Linked DNA regions of Homo sapiens: region 1 is linked to region 2. A link is a contact called in ENCODE Hi-C or POLR2A ChIA-PET data. All regions are on one chromosome and are shown on one strand. The core of a region is the stretch at or near the end of the contact, and the rest is flanking DNA. Distances in the headings are between cores, read along the strand shown. Region 1 has its middle 22 kb from the start of ADIPINT. Region 2 overlaps COL15A1 (collagen type XV alpha 1 chain).

The links. A loop is a pair of places that touch in the nucleus more often than their neighbours do. ChIA-PET counts read pairs that join two places held with the same protein, here RNA polymerase II (POLR2A). Pooled maps may share reads with other maps.
Region 1: a pooled map shows a loop between it and region 2 (2.2-fold over the local background). The contact joins two enhancer-like sites. A Hi-C loop is called at or near these places in 3 of 168 maps with a recorded cell type or tissue (adrenal gland, astrocyte of the cerebellum and endothelial cell of hepatic sinusoid) and 1 of 50 pooled maps. POLR2A ChIA-PET finds 5 or more read pairs at or near these places in 2 of 52 experiments (BJ and RWPE1).

The regions. Positions count from the first base shown.
Region 1 is chr9:98,886,697-98,891,114 of GRCh38, reverse strand. It overlaps the pseudogene NME2P3. Among named protein-coding and RNA genes, the nearest start is that of ADIPINT, 22 kb to the left of the region's middle. Within about 2 kb of position 2,319, at least 2 of the 41 ENCODE cell types and tissues checked have a DNase peak (open chromatin) inside an H3K27ac peak, as active enhancers do.
Region 2 is chr9:98,997,226-99,001,376 of GRCh38, reverse strand. It overlaps COL15A1 (collagen type XV alpha 1 chain), which reads right to left. Exons shown (of 42, transcript NM_001855.5): 7 at 426-538. Among named protein-coding and RNA genes, the nearest start is that of COL15A1-AS1, 55 kb to the right of the region's middle. RefSeq lists enhancers at 1,572-2,327, 2,328-3,084. Within about 2 kb of position 2,901, at least 17 of the 41 ENCODE cell types and tissues checked have a DNase peak (open chromatin) inside an H3K27ac peak, as active enhancers do.

The sequences.
Region 1 (4,418 bases), core at 1,070-3,569, 110 kb after region 2:
TGTCACCCAGGCTGGAGTGCAGTGGCACAATCTTGGCTCACTGCAACCTCTGCCTCCCGGGTTCATGCCATTCTCCTGCCTCAGCCTCCCGAGTAGCTGGGACTATAGGCACCCGCCACTACGCCCAGCTAATTTTTTGTATTTTTAATAGAGACGGGATTTCACCGTGTTAGCTAGGATGGTCTTGATCTCCTGACCTCGTGATCCACCCTCCTTGGCCTCCCAAAGTGCTGGGATTACAGGTGTGAGCCACCATGCCCAGCCCGGCTGATTTCTTTTTCAGCACTTACTACTGAGCCATTGCCATGAATGATGCATCAGCCCACCTGACTAGAGAAGTCCCTGCAAATGGTGTGTGGCTTAGAATCCACTGGATTGGTCTCCCCCAGCATCACTCGGCCTGTCTTCACCGCATTCAGCCCCTCCCAGACCATGGCTAAGACAGGCCCTGAGTTCCTGTATTTTGCCAGCCTCGGGAAGAATGGGCAGTCTTTCCAGTGAAAGTAGTGCGGCTTCAGATGTTCTCAGAGGCCCAGAGGAACTTCCTGGCCACGAGGTGGAATCTCTTCTGCTCAAAGCACTTCACGATCTTGCCAGCCAGGCCATGCTGCACACTGTCTGGCTTGATGGTGATGAAGGTGCACTCAGGTTGGCCGTGGTCCAAGAAGCTGGTTGGGCCAGGTGGCACCTGCACTGTGCTGCAGGAGCCTGTAATTTTTAATTGTTCAGAAAAATATAGTCAGCACAAATGAACCTTAAAAGCGTTATGCAAAATGAAAGAAGCCAGACCCAGGAGGCTACGTGTTGTATGATTCCATTTATATGAAAAGTCCAGAATAAGCAAATCCACAGAGACAAAAGTAGTTGCCAAGGGCACAGGGGAGAGGGGAGTAGGAAGTGACTGCTAACATACACAAGAGATAGAGATATATATTTTTGAGACGGAGTCTTGCTCTGTCGCCAAGGCTGGAGTGCAGTGGCGCAATCTCGGCTCACTGCAACCTCTGCCTCCCGGGTTCAACTGATTCTCCTGCCTCAGCCTCCTGAGCAGCTGGGACTACAGGTGTGTACCACCACTCCCAGCTTTCGTGGGTGTGTGCGTGTGTGTGTGTATTTTTAGTAGACGGGGTTTCGCCATATTGGCCAGGCTGGTCTCAAACTCCTGACCTCGTGATCCACCCACCTCGGCCTCCCAAAGTGCTGGGCTTACAGGCGTGTGAGCCACTGCCCCTGGCCTCAATATATCTTTTGGAGTGATGAGACTATTCAGGAATTAGACAGCAGAGATGATTGCAGAACTTTGGGAATATGCTAAAAACCCTTGAATTAGATACTCGAACAGGGCAAATTTTACGGTGTGTGAATTACCTCTCAATTTTTTTCAAAAAAGTATGCGCTGCAAGTCACTTCTGAGAGTGGGTTTCAATTCTTCTCAACTGACCCTGCTGCTGTCTCTATAAAATAGTGAGTCAAAAGAACATTCAGGTTCTTAAAGCACAGTACCTGAGCAAGACCCAAGCAAGGAATCTTTATGTCCTGATGGCCAGGGTGGGCAGGCCAGGAACGCCCTTCCCGCCAATAGGATGCAGGTCCCAGACAGCAGACAGGGTCTCTCCCATTTGCATGAACTGCCCTGTACACTCACCGCCCAGGTTAGGTCTAGCCATGCATCCTCCAAACAACTCAAAAATGTCTGCTTTTAGTTTGCAATTTTGAGCAAATATGTGCTGAATCTCCAGTGGGTGGATTTGATCGTCTGTGGTTTCAGAGCATTTCTGAGCTTTTGGTTCCTAAACTATGAGCTTGACCTCATGAGGACTGGGATCCTCTCCCAGAACTCCCTCCACATCACTTTCCAGCAATTTGTTTCAGTTGGCCTTTCATTTATCTGATATCATAGAAGTGACAGACAGGGCATATCACAGCCGGAAGGAACTTACAGATTGATCAGTCCAACCTCCCCAACTCCAGCCTCCTATGATCCCCATTTAATGGATGAGGTTCAGAGAGAGGAAAGAGCCTCCCTACATCACCCGACAAATAAGTGAGGAAACTAAAATTAAATTTCTGTGTCCCAGTCCCCAAAGCACATGTGGTTTTTACATTCAATTATTTCTGTTGCAATATTGGCCTTAATACTGGCTTCCATTTCCAGTTAAATAATCTCTACACTGTGAACACCAAATGGACTGGCACAAGACCAGCACCAAGGCAAGGGTCTTAACCCTTTCAGGATGCTCCTGACAATATTACAATTGGAAAGCCATGCTCAGGCCAGACCCCTTGGGCCGGCACTTTCTCCAACTTACCTATGATTAAGTAAACTTAGCCTTGTTCACAGCAGCAGATGGAATAAGTAGAAGGAACCCAACTATTTGCAGAGCAAATTCTGTGGTCTCATAGAATATTATGCTGGAAAGGAAGCATCTCTCCTCACTATCAGTGCAGCAATTTATTCTATGATGTGAGATGTGCTTTCATTCATTCATTCAATCAACAAACACTTCCTAAACATCTACAATGTGCCTGGCCCTGTGCTGGACACTGGGACATGGAAATAAGTGAAGCATAAAACTTGCCTTCAAAGAGCTTCCAGCCTATTGGGAGATGTTCCTCTAATGACCAGCCCTGGCTGAGGGGAAGATGAGAGGCAGAGAGTTTATACAAAGCACGATGGAGACACAGGAGAGTCCATGATTCTGGTTTGGGGGTCAGGGAAGGCTTCACGGTGTTGATGACACACCATAAGCCAGATCTTGAATGTTTTCAGTGGCTGAGGAAAAGGGAAAGCTTTTTAGAGAAAAGGAACAACAGCACAGAACATGGAAGTGCATGGCACATTTGGAAAAGAGAGGAGACCAGAGTTTCTGGAACAAGGTGCCTGGAGCTATGCTACCTTGGTCCGTTCCCATTTGCATCTCCATCAGTAAAATACGGGGTTTTTTTGGAATGACGCCAGGGACTGTGCATTATCCCCTTTGGAATTTACAGCATCTGGCACAGTGCCCAGCACCTAGTCAGAGCTCAGCAAATTTTCTCTAAGTGAATGAATTTTCTCTAAGAGTTAACATGTACTAAGCATTGAGTACAGCCGGCCCTCCATATTGCAGGTTCTGCATCTGTGAATTCAACCAACTGTGGATTGAAAATATTATTCAGGGGGAAAAATGGATGGTGTCTTCTGTACTGAACATGTACAGACTCTTTTCCTTGTCATTATTTCCTAAACAATACAGTATAACAACTATTTACATAGCATTTACATTGTGTTTGCTATTATAAGCAATCTAGAGATGATTTAAAGTATCTGGGGGTTGTGCACATGTTCTATGCAAATATTACACCATTTTATACCAGGGACTTAAGCATCCTTAAATTTTGGTATCCTTGGAGGGGCCCTGGAACCAATGCCCCATGGATACTGAGGGACAAAGGTATATAGCGGACATTGTACTGAGTGCTTCACACATATCAAATAATGTAAAGCTCACAAACATCTTATGAATTTGGTATTATTAGTAATATTAATATCCCCCTCTAACAGATGAGATGGCAAAGACAGAGAGGTATAAAATAATTTGTCCAAAATCATACAACTAGGAAGAAGCCAATCTGGTCTTTAAGGCCAGATCTCTGCCGGGCTGCGAATGTACTCCCCTCCGTGTGCTGAATTTCTACCTTCCTACTATTCCGTAAGCTTCCTGGTGGCAGGGACAACATCTGTTTCTAGTCCCTGGAGTTCACTCTCATAAACACTTCTCTGTCACTGTAGTAGAGATGAACAATGGGAGAGGGGCAGCAGGGGGCCAGATGGTGAAGGGTCTTGACCACCAGCCTCAGGATTCTGAACTCAGTCTTAGAGATGACAGAACCTTTAGCATAAGCCACGAAATCTCTCAGGAGGTATGTGCCCAGCATCTTCTCAATCTTAGCACAGAAAGGAGCCTCTCAGTGGACTTTGAAGCTAGGACAGACTTGCTGGGAAGGGGAAAATTGTAACCCAAAGCTCCCTGTGCTCTGCGTCAAGATGGACACAGCCAGATATCAGGGAAGTGGTGAGTAGGGCAAAAGCCCCAATGGGTTAAGGCTTTCTCTGTGTGATAGTCTTAGACATCCGGCTCTTTTCTGCTCTAAATTTGGAACAACTAGATAGCCACTTCCTCCTAATCAAGATAAGCCCAGGGCCGAGGATCCATGCAATTGTGCTAGGTCATTTAATTGCCTTCCTCTTGGAAACCTTGAGCCAGTCATAGGGAAATTCTCTGACCGAGGCGAAGAATAAAGGTCAATGCCTTGTGGCATCCTGATGCCTTTTACAGACCCTGGAGCCACAGGAGAAATCAATTCCAGTCAAAGGAGTTGTGAAACTTTTTTTTTTAAGTGGAGCCAGTATTTTAAGATTTTCCAAGTCATGGAAA
Region 2 (4,151 bases), core at 1,652-4,151:
AGCCCAGCATTTCAAAAACTGGCTTTGCAGGTGTAAAAGCCAATTACCAAACAATAGCATGAACACACCTGCAGTTAATCTGATTCTGTCTTGAAGGGGACTCAAAGGGCTGATAAAGCTATGTGCCTTCACAACTGAGCAGGAGGGCGGGGTTGCATTGGTGAGGCCTGGACGCTCGCTCATCACAGGCAAGTGTGAGGACAAGCTTGCACTGCATATCCCCCACCAGTCCTGTGCATCCCTGGAGAGCCTCTGTGGCCCTGGGACTCTGACCTCCTCTGTACCATGAGGACAGAAGCAATCTTGATGCTATTCAACCAAAACCCTTGTGGTTCTCTCTGGTGCTCAGTAAAATCATCACCAAGTTTGAAATAAGCAAACAAGCCTACTACTGACTAATCAAATGAAATTTACCATCTACTCACCTTTTCTTCAGCAATGTCAAGGAAGGCCCCAGCCCCTGAGCCGCTGTCAGTAATGGGGTCACCATCCACAGAATGAACCCCCTCCAGTGTGTCATTCAGGATCTCACCAGACCCTACAGGAAGCAGGCATTCTGCTATCAATAACTACATTTTGCAGTCTTGGAAAAGAATGAGGTATCTCTTCACCAGCTAACTTGGAAAGATGTTCAGATACCATGACACAGGGTCAAGAGGGGGAAAAAACAAGTTGCAGAACAACATACATGGCAAAGCATGTGTGGTTTCCATTCCAGGCTCTGGCACCACCTGCAGGCAAGTCGCTCAACTTCTGCCTCAAGTTCCTTATCTAGAAATGGGGAATTACAATAATTCCTACCTCATAGGGTTGTTTTGAGTACTGTGTGTCACAAGGACTAAGTAAGTTAATGCAAATAAAGCATTGAGGACAGCCCCTGGCATATAGTAAGCAATTGATAAATGTTCATTGTTGATATGGTTTTACGTGTGTAAAATAGAAAAAAAAAGTATGAGTATAGATATCGTATCATTATTATATATATAACATATTCATGTTATGTAATAATGATTATGACATACATAATATATACATATATGTATATGTATATGTATATGTATGTGCTTATATATTTATATACTTGGCTAAACCACAGTGTTTAGTACTGATATTTTCCAGAAGATAGGAGTGTAAGAAGAGGAAACTATTATTTTTCTGGTTTATACAACTGAGCATTAATTTAATTGTTCCCACATGCATATATTTCTTTTGCAATTTAAAAAGCAGCCCGGAATCCCAGCACTTTGGGAGGCCGAGGTGGGCAGATCACTTGAGGTCAGGAGTTCAAGACCAGCCTGGCCAACATGGTGAAACCCCATCTCTACTAAAAATACAAAAATTAGCCAGGTGTGATTCCACATGCCTGTAACCCCAGCTACTTGGGAGGCCAAGGCAGGAGAATCACTTGAACCCAGGAGGCAGAGGTTGCAGTGGGCAGAGGTTGTAGTAAGCTGAGATTGTGCCACTGCACTCCAGCCTGGGTGACAGAGTGAGATTCCATCTCAAAAAAAAAAAAAAACGCAAATGGATTTTTGAAGCAAAGAAAACTTATTCATTGGCCGGGCATGGTGGCTCATGCCTGTAATCCCAGTATTTTGGGAGGCCAAGGCAGGAGGATCATTTGAGCTCAGGAGTTCATGACCAGTCTTGGCAACATAGCGAGACCCCATCTCTACTAAAAATAAAAAAAAATAGCCAGGCATTGTGGCATGTGGCTGTAGACCCAGCTGCTCAGGAGCCTAAGGAGGGAGCTCATGCCTGGGAGGTCAAGGCTGCAGTGAGCCATGATTGTGCCACTGTGCTCCAGCCTGGGTGACAGAGCAAGACCCTGTCTAAAAAAAAAAAAAAAGAAGAAGAAGAAGAAGAAAAAGAAGTTGTACTACCATGACTGCACGCCTGTTATGGCTGGGCCCATGCCAAGATTGTCCCATGCACTCCCTCCAGCAACCCTCCTGCTGGCCCACCTGTCCTGCCCACCGGGACCCCTCCCACCACCTTCCTGCAGGTGGGCAGATCCTGGTTGGGGATCCCACTATCACCCCATGACAGGTGTGACCTGCCGGATCCACACATCAATACCTCAGTATTATTAACCCTGGGAATGAGACTGAGACTGGGAAGGGCCCTGAAGCCAGGTCAGCCTGTCCCCGGGCCAGGCCCTTCCCACACACGCTGTGCTCACGCAGGTCCCATGGTCACAATAACTCTGGAAGAGGTGCCAAATCCTCCAAAGGACTCTGCCCCCCTCCCCACCCACTCCTGTCCCATCCTGTGATGGAAGAGTGGCCAGCACGGGTCGAGCACTCTCGTCTTCCCTGCTCTGACCACCAGGGGGTGCCGTGCAAGCAGCCGATTGCCTGTCCTCCAAGGACTGACCCCTGGGAAGAAGGAGGTGGGGTGGCCCCTTCCACGGGTCACGATGGTGTCAGGGAAGCTCTGAATGCAAATATTAGGGGCTTTGCTTAGCCAGGGCTTTCTCCCACCATCCGGGCTGTCTACACATCAAGAAGAAAAGGACACTTTGGCTAGCTCCATTGCTTTCAACTGACCTTTTGTCTGCTAGATAAGGAGTGTGGCTGATCCCGGGAACAGGCGAGCTGCGTTGGGATCAGAGCCCAGTCCCCACGTGGACCTCATCTTCTCAGTCTAGGAAAGCCCTCGCCCCAGCCCCTTCACCTTAACCCCTTGCTGAGAGATCCTAATTCCACCCCTGAGAAAAGCATTCGCAATTCAGAAGCCACTTCCACAACTGCGGCCAGATTCAGCCCTCTCATCCACCCAGCATCGGGGATTGTTCATGCTCCCAGAGGACGGCTAAGGAATCTGAAGCTTGGAAACTGATCAGCAACTTGCCCCAGGCCGACAGCAAATAGGGGGCTAGGCAGGGCCTCCTTCCAAGCTGTCTGACTCTCCCCAGCGGGCAGTATTTCCACAGCAACACCCTGCCTCCTTGGCTCTGTCATGACGTTATTAAATTATCCTACAATTTTTTCTCTCCAGTTCTCTATACTTTCTCTGACCCACAGACTCCCCAAATTTAGTTGTTAAAATAACACTCATTAACTGATGGCAGAAGCAAAAAGAATAGTGATATGTATTATTGTAGAAGACTTGTATTAATAAAATACGGAAGTACAATAAAAAAAGTAAAAACCATCCATAATCCTACCACTCAGAGATAACTGCTTATAACATTTTGATGAATATTACGTCTAATATGTGATGTATCTAATACACACACATCGCTCTACATAGCTATATGTAAATAGATATAAATAACATATATTCAAAATTAGGGTCATAGACATAATTTTGGAATTTGCTTTTTTGGTGGAATATACCACGAGCATGTCCCTGGGTCATTAAATCTTCTGTATCACCAGTGTCAGGGCTGTATGTATGAATGAAATAGAATTTGGCCGACCAATCCCTACTGTGGGCAGTTTGGGTTATTTTTGTTCCTAAGAACAGTGCTGCCAGGAATGATCTTGTACTTACATCTTCAGTCTGAAGTGACGGCCCCTCTGAGAAATGACAGAAACCACAAGCGATCTCAGGGCTTGGGCATATGCCAAGCTAGTGCCTGGGGGATAGTGTTTGACGCCTGGGCTTTTACCAGTGCTCCTCTGCACAGGTAGGGGGACAAGAGGCAGGGGCCAGAGCCCTGGATGGGCAGCCAGGGGACCAGCTCTTCTCCTAGGGACTGCTGCTGCCTTGCTGGGTAACTGGCCCCTCTCTGGCCATCAGTTTCTCACTTGTGCCACACAGGAGTTTAGCTGATCCTCTGAGAGTTGGGGAGTTTGTGGCAAAAGTCAGAATGGGTGGGGACTCTGGACTTAGCTCTTCCAAGTGTTGGTTTTTCCACCTATAAAATAGTGGCTAGTGCTACTGAGTAGGCGGTATGCTGTCGGTGTTGGAGACAAAATATCCAAACACTTGGCACACTGTAGGTATTCAACAAAGAGCAAGGATTATTACAAACTTTTCTGTTAAACCCCAGAAGGAATAGAATCTGGGAGTTAGAAGCTCCAGATCTGGGGGTTAGAAGATCTGCTATCTGAGCTCAAATGCCAGCTCTGCCATTCACAAGCTGTTTGCTCCTGGCTGGGTTACTTAACTTCTCTGTGGCTCAATTTCCTCCTCTTGTCTGT